Linked DNA regions of Homo sapiens: region 1 is linked to region 2. A link is a loop called in an ENCODE intact Hi-C map of the cell type or tissue named here. Cell type or tissue: mammary epithelial cell. All regions are shown on one strand. Links, peaks and the distances in the headings refer to the core of each region. The heading gives the core; the rest is flanking DNA. Region 1 overlaps DGKB (diacylglycerol kinase beta). Region 2 overlaps DGKB (diacylglycerol kinase beta).

Evidence for each region. A loop is a pair of places that touch in the nucleus more often than their neighbours do. Peaks named below come from ENCODE experiments on the same cell type or tissue, not always from the same donor. Only the 100,000 strongest peaks of a DNase experiment are listed, where the experiment ranks them.
Region 1: it touches region 2 in a loop (14-fold over the local background); 7 of 110 quality-filtered maps call a loop at or near these places.

Annotation. Positions count from the first base shown.
Region 1 is chr7:14,480,968-14,486,365 of GRCh38, forward strand. All of the region lies in intron 20 of DGKB (diacylglycerol kinase beta), which reads right to left. Among named protein-coding and RNA genes, the nearest start is that of DGKB, 420 kb to the right of the region's middle. In mammary epithelial cell, for the core only: a CTCF peak has its summit at 2,917; no DNase peak of the experiment used is centred there.
Region 2 is chr7:14,689,698-14,695,095 of GRCh38, forward strand. It overlaps DGKB (diacylglycerol kinase beta), which reads right to left. Exons shown (of 26, transcript NM_001350709.2): 9 at 4,378-4,497. Among named protein-coding and RNA genes, the nearest start is that of DGKB, 210 kb to the right of the region's middle. In mammary epithelial cell, for the core only: a CTCF peak has its summit at 2,120 (motif pointing left); no DNase peak of the experiment used is centred there.

The DNA of each region.
Region 1 (5,398 bases), core at 200-5,199, 210 kb before region 2:
TACATTGCTTTTTATTATTTCCTTAACCTATATAGCTTTATTTTTAATTAATTAAAAAAATCTAAGAAATGAAAATAAGTCAATCTTATTAAAGCAAAACAAATTTAAACCTCATTGTGTTATTCAAACAGTAAAAATGTAATTAGCAACTTTTCTTGCTACGTGTACATATATAAGTATATGCAAATATATGTATATAGAATAATCAGCTTATTAGCCATATGTGTCTCAAATACTTGATCACTAGTATTTTTCTGAAATGTATTTTTCCTTTTTCTGTATAGGCTTATTTATGTTTTAAGTAAAATTGCCCTAAATCTCCAAATTTGCATTTTATGATATTAATTTGAAAAGCTGAATATTTTCTATGGATCATAACATTTTCAATTGAGAGAATGTTCTATATGTATTGAGATCCCAGAGCCTATAGCAAATTCTGCTGAGGAGAATATTGTCTTTATAAAATGTAAAATAGAGGTACCCAAATATTGTCATCAATATTATCTTTTATTCTGTTTAAATAATCTTTCTCTCACAAATAGTTTCTAAAATTTGTCGAGTAAATTGTTCATTTTTGATGATTTGACCATTGCACCACATTAAATATCTTTTCAATTTTTTTCCATTTTAGAATAGAATATAAATTTAGCCAATTAGAAATGAGTGTCATCAAGAGTTATTCCAAAATCTAATTTTAGAATTAAAAGTAATCTTGCATACTATATGGGTTTTTATTGTTGAAATAATTTAGTTCTTCCTTGTTTTTGGAGGAATGAATTCCAATCTCTCCCTGTGTGCAAACTTTTCTTTTTCTCAAAAATTGTAATTTACTAAAAAGTTTCAAAAGCTGGTTTTCGGTGCTGTATTTGTTGAATATTTTGTTAAAGATTTCCAGTAATATTTTTGGAGTGTTACTGCAAACAAGAAAATTGCCAATTTTAAGTGTATACTTCAAAAAGTTTTGTCAAAGGTACACAATAACAACAATCTTTTCCTATGCTTTTGTTCATTCATATTTCTTCTTATGTGGACTACATATTGAAGTCTGTGTCCATTTATCTCTGTATATTAAATTGACTGGGTTCAAGACCCAGCTCTAAATTTTACTGAATATTTTACTTTGAAAAGTTTGCTTAGATTTTCATTATTGTCATTTTCCTATATTAAAATAAGAATAATTTTAATAATACCTGCCTTGCTTTGAAGATCTGGTGTTCTAATACCTGGAAGATAACTAGAATTGTGCCTGGTGTATAGAAAGCAAGAAAATAAATGTTAACTATTACTATTACTGAAAAATATTCATGATTTTGAGATTCATAATACCTTCTCCTTTGGTTTATTGAGATGGTTAATTAAATAAATTGCATAATCTTTAAGATGAAGTATATGAGGAAATTTTTGCTTTGGTATTCAGAATTTTTTGGGTTATGCATTCATATATGATAAATTATCTAACAAACTCAAAAGGGTGAGGAATATCACACTATACTTAAACTTCACATAAATATTTCTGCACTAGTACATATGAATATTAACTCAAGGAAAGATAAATTAACAATGTGAGATAGAGCTAACTGTAATTACAGTTATACTAGAAACACTACACTTTGTAATACCACAAAGAGCAGCTTAGTTCAGGTTATAGTTCTCACTAAGAAACTATAAAAATCTGGGTTTTCAAAGCTTTGTTAGATTGAGCTTTTAGGTAAGAGATTGTGGTTCTGTATTTCCCATCTGGAATAAAACAATGTTTGCTCTCCTGATAGTGTTTACCTGAATGTACTATGCTCTCCTGACAATCATTACCTGAATATACTATGTATATAAGGCACTATTTTCACCTGTTAATATTTTTAAAGAAAATTACAATAATAGCCACAAGTGGGATTATTTCCCAGGCAGACTGTATCAGATATTGATATCTGTAGTGCTGGGTTGATTAAATAGAGCCAGAAGGTTTTCTTCTTTATGCTGCAGAATAGTTAATAATGCATGGGAATTATTTGTTCTTTAATCATCTGTGAAATGTTGGCCTGGCATTTTTTTTTTTGGAGAAGTTAACGTTTTGGTTTTCTTAATTTCTCTGCTATATTAGTTTTTCTATCTCTTCATAAATTATGTTTTTTATTACATCATCTGTAGTGGGCTCAATGGTGCCCCCCAAAAAGATATCAGATCCTAATAACTGGAACCTGGTAACTTTTTTTACAGAAGTGACCAAGTTGATGATTGATATCGATTGGAACCAGTGACCCCTCTCTACATTGCACTTTCTTTTTGCGGGAATAGGAATGCGTACAACTGTGATACTATGCTTTTTTGCCACTGTATTTTGAAAGCACATAACTTGTTTTCTACTTTAACATGTCCACAAATGGAGAGATATTTTACCTGAAGATGGATGATACTAAGTGTCATCTGTATCTGATTTAGGTTATTTACATGATGAGCTTTGAGACTTGGAGCTGAAGATATTTAGATCAGATTTTCTACTTAAGTTGATGACGTAAAGGACTGAGCCATTTGGGGATATCAAGAAGAGGTAAATGTATTTTGCACACAGACATGAATCTTTGGGGGCCAGAGGACAGTTAGCAGTGGGATGACTGTGATCCCTAAACATATCAGGTCCTAATCTCTAGAACCTTGAAATGTTACCTTTGATGGTAAAGGTTTTTGAAAATATGATTAATAATTTGGTGATGAGAAGATTATCCAGGTGGGACGTAATTCCCTTCACAATTTCCTTATGAGAGAGAGACAGAGATTAGACAGGAGGAGACGATGCGACTACAAAGGCAGACATTGGAGTGGTGCAGCCACAACTTAAAGAATGCTGAAAGCCACCAGAAGCCAAGAGCCACAAGAAATGTTTTGTTCTCCATCACCTCTGGAGGGAGCATAAACCTAGGAGCACCTCGATTTTAGTCCAAGGATATTAAATTTGGATTTATCATCTCTTGAACTGTGAGACAATACATTTCTGTTGTTATAAGTCAACAGGTTTGTGGTAATTTGTTACAGCAGGCATGGGAAACTTATACTTCATCTGTTCATGTAGGGTTTTTTTTTTTTTGAGAAAAACATTATTCTATAATATTTTAATTCTTTCTTGAATCCATGGTTATTTTGATCCTCTTAATTTGAATTTGCATTATTTTTGTATTTAACACACAGTTTAGAATCTATAACTTAGCAAAAAGGCATAAGAGCACATTAGAATAGGCATAGCAAAGCCTATATATATGTCAACTCCACAAAGTTGACACACAACAACCAAACAGTAAAACTCTAGAGGTAAAAATTGTTGTTTTGAAAAGAAGGATTTATTTTAACGCGACAATATAGTGTAGATGTTTTCCCCTCTGAACATCATGTTGAATTGTGGTACCCAGTGTTGGAGGTGGGGCCTCGTGGGAGGAAATTAGATCATGGGGGCAGATTTCTTATGAGTGCTTCAGCACCGTCTCCTTGGTGTTGCCACAATGGGTGAGTTCTCATGAGATCTGGCTTCCTAAAGTGTGTGGCATCTCCCCCCACCTCTTGCTCCTGCTATTGCCATGTGAGGCACCTGTTGCCCCTTTGCTTTCCGCCATGATTGTAAGCTTCCTCAGGCTTCAACAGAAGCTTAAGCTGGTGCTATGCTTGCTGTACAGTCTGCAGAACCTTGAGCCAATTAAATCTCTTTTCTTAGAAATTACCCAGCCTCAGGTGTTTCTTTACAGCAAGCAAGAATGGCCTAACACACCCCAGATAGCACTGCTGAGTATCTATTTAAGATTGTATGTGCGATCTTTAGAAATATAACACATCAAGAATTAGACAATAAAAGTTACATGTATCATAAAGAAAAAGAAAGGCTATCATTATTTATACATGATATAATGTTATATACAGCAAATTCAAAGAAATAAACTGAAATCCACATAAATTGGGAGAAGAGTTTAAAGTTTCCCAGATATAGGAGTAGTATATAACAATTAGTGGAATTGACAACATTAAAACAAAGTAACAGAAAAATAATACCATTTACAATGGCAAAAGTAATTATAAATATATAGGTAAAAAGTCTGTTAATCTGAGTCCTATGGGGAAAAATGATAATTACTGAAAGACACACACACACCACACACACACACACACACACACACACACACACACACACAATCAGTGGAGATACACACTATCCTGAGTTACAAAGATTTAGGGAGTTGATGTTACAGTGTCTGAGGAATGATACAAGCTCTTCTAAATGCGAGCACAGGTAGCAGCACCTGGACTTTACTCTGCTAGATTGCATTTTTTGTCTTTTAGAACTAATGCTCATGAGGTGTGTGTGTGTGTGTGTGTGTGTGTGTGTGTGTGATTCGACAGGAACTCAGATGCATTATGATGCACATCTGCAATTTTGCCTGCTGTGAATACTTCAGATGGAACCCATTGTAGATTTCTGTTACTTAGTTTTGGATTACACTGCTGGAACAACCAGGGCATTTTTCTAGAATGAAATAACTTAGAGACTTGGAGAAATACATGATTGAGAGCAAGTTAATGGGATTTAGAATAAAGCAAATCCCTAGAGTAGGATATAGGATTTGCTGAATGGTACATGAAAATTCAAAAGCAGATTTTAAATAGGGACACCTGGCCGGGTGCGGTGGCTCACGCCTGTAATCCCAGCACTTTGGGAGACTGAGACAGGCAGATCACTTGAGACCAGCCTGGCCAACATGGTGAAACCCCATCTCTACTAAAAATACAGAAAAAAAAAAATACCCGGGCATGGTAGTGGGCACCTGTAATCCCAGCTACTGGGAGGCTGAGGCAGGAGAATCATTTGAACCCAGGAGGCGGAGGTTGCAGTGGGCTAAGACTGCGCCATTGCACTCTGGCCTGGGTAACAAGAATAAAACTCCATCTCAAAAAAAAAAAAAAAATAGGGACACCTTTGTATGAAGGTGGCTGCACCCGTGAGCAGGTTCCAAGTGAATTATTTAATTTCTTGGGTATTTGATATTAGGTGATGGCAAAATTTATAATTAGAATCCAGTTCAAGTTATTAATCTCAAACTTTACAATCCACTTCATTCTTTTTTTTAAAAAATAATTATTCCATAAAGTTGGACATGGTCATATCACTCTTGTGATTATGTTGCAGAGGGCAGTGATACCTGGGTTATCTGTGAGATAAGGCCTGCCTTACTTCAGCATTTTCCCATTGTCCCTCCCATTCAGGAAGGGCCCCTTGGGAAAGTAGTAGCTATACACTGGGAGAAGGGGCAGCATCATTGTTCCATCAAAAACAGATGGTGGCCTCTAATCTGAAGAAGTGCCCTATTGTAATTGGAGGAAAGTTTACTCTTTTTAAATGACTACCAAAAAGTCTGTGGGAAAC
Region 2 (5,398 bases), core at 163-5,162:
ATTCATCTAGTTTTGTAACTGCTTTCTACATTGAGCAAAGTATAGACAGCAGAACAAAAACTCTTAACCAAATTAAAAACTTTTAAAAATCGATGTGCTGAACATCAGCTCCCAAAATATAATACATAGTCTTCTATTCTCCATCACTCAGGAATTTCATCAGAGAACACACTGCATATTACTTTACTGAGAGTCAAGAAAAAAATGTGTCTTAAACAATCTCAGTCAAAGGCAAAGTTTAAATGACCTATAAGAATTGAAGACCAGGATTTTTGGCACACATATAGTGAGACCAAAGTATAAACCATCCAGAAACCATGCAGGCTAGATGTGGGTACAACAATCCACAATAACAAGTTAAGGTATCGCTATTTCAAGCTAGTCTACTGCTTAAATGTACATTTCTCTTTTCCCTATAATATAAATTCAGGAATTTTCCTTGAAAAAATTAAATGACGATCCAAAGTTAGAGATTTCAGAAATTGAAGCCTTATTAATTATCTTGTTCATGCAGGAAAAGGAAATGTTCAAACTGAAAGAGTATTAGGAAACACTAACTTCTCTTCTTGGCTAACTTCTCGTTTTTCCGGAGACAGCAACTGCCTGGTATAAAAATGACCTAGTTAGTTAATAACAGAGCTAAGGTCTGTTATCTGATCAATTTGATGACGTTCACTGCTCCTATGCTTTCTGTCTATTAGTCCTCATGTCTTGCTGTGGTTGTCCGATTGTGCCAAGTAAAAGGTATTAGATTCCTTTCTTCCAAATGAATTAAAATAAATTAAAACTTTTTCTGTTTTTTAATCTGAGAAATGAGTGATAGAACAGATCAGCGGTTGGCAAACTATGGCACTGAGTCAAACCTGGCCAGCAACCTGTTTTTGCACATGCAGTTTTATTAAAACATAGCTTTTGTGGTTCATTTACATAATTTCTGCGATTGCATTTGTGCTGGAACAGCAGAGTTTAGCAGTTAAGGCGGAGACCTTATGGCCCCATAGCCAAAATTACTTAATATCTCTCCCTCTGCAGACAGTTTCCAATCACTGGAACAGAGTTTACCTCTATATAAAGTTATTCAACAAAAAAAGTGTTTTAATTACATTGGATTTTTTTAAAAAACAATTCTCCAATGAGATGAATTCTGAAGGAAGAATGAATAAGTCTCAGGTATAAATTTTCATTGTGGTAATCAGAATCACAAAGCCATCCAAATTCTCAATTTTCCTTCAAATCTAAGAGACACTAACACTCTATACCATTTCTGACCCATTCATCTTGTATTTTGTAAAGTTTGTAGAGCCTCTTGTAAGAGAAAAGATATGGCTCTTGCTCTCTGCTATTTGGTATAGAATCTGGTCCCCATCAACTCCATTTCTGATTTTGGTACCAAAATAGATATTCTTTAAAATAGACTAGTTTTTAAACTGCTGTTGCTGGAGAAAAATAAATTGCATTGAAATCGTAAATGTTGTGCCTTACATTAGAAGTGAAGATTACTCTCCCAGGACTACTTCCTTTTCTGTGTAATTTGACTAGGACACCACAGTCACTTTCAAATACACTGTGGTATTTTACATGCACCATCAATTAGAACCTACTCCCCGAGCTCATAATTGACAATAGACAATAACATATAGGACAACCTAACAAGACAAGCTTCACAACAAATGGCCAACTTCAAACTGCAGTATCTAGATTTTCAATTAAATAAGCAAAGGTGAGGGGATAGATTCATGGATCAAATTCTCTACAGGTAATAATGTAACACATTAACTGCCTACAGAAAGGAAATAAATCTCAATTGCTAAAAAAGGTTCTCATCACTCAGTTGTCTTGGTGTCATTCTTGCTTTTTAAAACAATTACCATGCCTTAGAATTCAACAGCTCTTTCTAACAAATAGATGCTGTATTTTGTGATCATTACACATGATTATATGGCTTATACATTTTATTAAAAGACAGCTTAAAATGTAGGTGGCTTACTTTTTTCACAAAAATGAAAGAAAAGGGAAATTTCTTCTTTTAAAGTTGTTCTTTACAGAGATGGGGTGGGGGGCGGAATTTAGTCTCAGATTTAAGGTGGTCTCTTGAGATTAAATAAGGTGCCTCTGCCATCTAGCGGCCGTCACTGGTAACACAACTCTGGAACACAGCTCTGATAGCTATAATAAAACCTTAGATTTCTCCTATTTAGCTCCAGACACTCCCTTTTACTAAAAACATAAAAAATAAGTTTACAAATACTATTAAAAAGTAAATTATGTACAGTTAATAGAGTGCACATTAAATGCATAGAATTGCCTTACAATTGAAATAATACTACACTAGAAACTAATGAGGTATTATATTGGTTTAAAATACTTTGAGTTAAATCATATAGATTTGTGGACTCTATTACCTGTGATAATTTTTATAACTTCACAAATATCTATATTTATAAATTAAATAATAAATAATATATCAGCAGTAGTTTCCAAAAAAAATCATCATTTCAAAAAATCTCTTGTGACATTTAAAATACGGGCAACTGACTGTCCCTTTCTGCACTTTTCTATCTCACCCTCGACTACCAGATGATTTACTTGCTCATTCCTGCATCTTCCCTCCTTCTCTCATCCTAGAATTTACATAGATGCTTAGAATATACAAAGTTTAGCTTTACAAACATAAAATGTCCTTCTCGGGAATCATTATTATTGGAATTTCCTGACTAAAGTTATCTGACAATTTTTCAGGATAAAGTATACATTAAACCTTAAAATGTCAACATTTTGTCAATTTTTCTTTTGTTTTCTCCCAGTAGTCTGATTTACATAATGGTTTTTGTCATAAGGTACATGAACAATTAAATAAATATTGATAATATAGAGCTAAATATGGTATTATAAAAAAATACTCAGTTATGTGTAGTATAAGAAATTCAGGTACAAGAAAATACTATTTCACAAAATTTTTAAGTGTAGAACTACATACTTATTAACAATAATATATATATTATATTTTGTTTAAATAAATTAGTTTAAGGGTAACTTTCCATATATCACTTATTAGTATTTTATTGTTTTCCATCCTCTGACCATGTCTTGGATCCCATGGGCCTCATGAAAGGTAAGCTTCAACTGAGTTTAGAAGAAATTTGAAGACCCAGGTAAAAAAGAAAACAAATAGTAATCTCTTGAAACCTATTATTTTTTCCTAAACTTATACATATTCCTTAACCCTCAGCTCATTTGTATATTCCTAAAGCCCATTTATATATTCCTAAACCCATATGTGCCAACATATTTTTATATATACTCATATGTTTCACAAACACAGACAGTAAGTTATCTTGAGAAATGACTTTTAAAAATTTGGTGTCTTGAATAACTATGATATAGTCTTGAATCTGTAAAAATATTTCAGCTGGTAATAAGAAGTATGAAGAGTTTTGGGTTTGGCAGCAAAGTGGTGAATACTATGGTCTTACACCTTAAAACTCTAAATATTACAATTTCATTGTTCTTTCCACCCCTAATGTTCTTTGAAATTAAGTAGACATGTTATTCTATACATAGTATATCTAATTATTGCATAACTATTAATGCTGAATTTAAAAATCTGGCATACACTATAGATTTCATCAGATTTTTAGAATAAAAATAACTGAAATCTGCTTCAAGTCTGGGTCAGCAAGATTTGCTTTCAAAGTCATTATTATATTACATTCTCATCTTAGGTTGATTTATTTTATTCCTTCACAATGGTATTTAATTGCAACTAGAGGAACTACTCCAAGAAAACTTTTGACAGGCGATAGAATAAGAACCTGGCTCCTGCTGATACAGGAAAAACTTACGTTTATTTAAGTTGGTGCAAAAGTCATTGCGTTTTCTGCCATTAAAGGTAATGGCAGAAAACGCAATGACTTTTGGCACCACTAATCTTTAAACCACTGGAGATATTTAACTGCCTCCTCCAAGTATCAGTTTTCAATAAAATAGATTACCTTTATAGGTAGGAGGAACATTGAAATAATGAAGCACCAAAAGAACTGCAAAATACAATAATACTGGAGAGCCTCTTGCTTTAGATAATATGAGGAGGTCAGTAACTTAAAAACACTAGATTGCACCTTCAACAGAGGAAAACAAAAGAGAGAGAATATATTTTTAATCCTGAAGTAATACCTGGAGTGAATCAATATGTGTGTGGCAAGTATTACTACACAAGGAGTTACTGTCAAATTGCACCGTGGCATACTTATTAAAAGTTCCAGGCACTCACTGCATGCTTAATGGTAGAAAATGGTCACATCAATCTGTAATCAAAATGTGTAATAGAGAGCCCCACTGACTCACCACCAGGCCACCCTCCTCTGTGGAAATGCTTACATTTTCTAAGCCCAGGAGCACAAGAAGTGGAATCGTTGTCATTCCTCCTTGAATCCATTCCTCCAGAGACACGGTTCCATCATGATCATAGTCAATTTCTTCCATCATTTCATGGAGGATCTGGAGTAGAGGAGATAAGGGAAAATTGGTGGTCAACCAATAAAATAAATTTCATAGGCTACAACATATGAAATTGTGACTAACAGCTAAGTGGAGAGTTGGGATAACTGTCTTGCTAACTCAGTACAACATTAATTCTATTACTGATGAAGAGCGACTTTGTTAGCATTTCTAAACCTGGCCACTTAACACTGATCACTTTTTAGAAATAAGTGCTTAACTTTTCAATATTTTTCCCATGAACAGCACAGCTAAAACAAGAAGAATCTTTAATAAGTGTGAAAGTGGTCTTTAATTACTTTCTTCATATTATTTTTTAGATTCATATATATGCCAGAAAATGTCTGAACAAATTAACTTCATGGCAAAGAGCTCATATAATTCTTTGCTAAGTAGTAAGGGGCGAAGGAATTTAGTTGCTTTTAATTGCCTATCAGAATTTAATAGAGTCGAGAAGTTAAAGGATCAAATCAAGTTTAATTAAACTTCGTTTCTAAAGATGACTTGCACGTAATGTCTTAAAATGTTCTCTGCAGTGTTTGTTTGCAATACATTTACCTCTCTGTGGTATGGTGGCAATATCAGTACTTACCTAGAAGGGCTGTTGTGAGGATTAAATAAGCTAACGTATTATAAGCAGACGAGCCCCTGGCATACAGAGTCAGAGTCATATAGTGTTGTTTGTGCTATTATTAATGGAAATTATATATAAGTTCCAAACATATTACCCTTGGTTGCTGGGAAAGCAAAGTACTTCCCATCTAATGGCGTCAAGATGGCAAACATGGTAAGAATTCTAATGAAGAAAGGAACTCACGTCTTTATATAATACAAAAATGTTAATCAATTTGGAAAAAAGAGAAATGCAGAGAGCATTGGAACAGAGATTGGAAAAGATGCA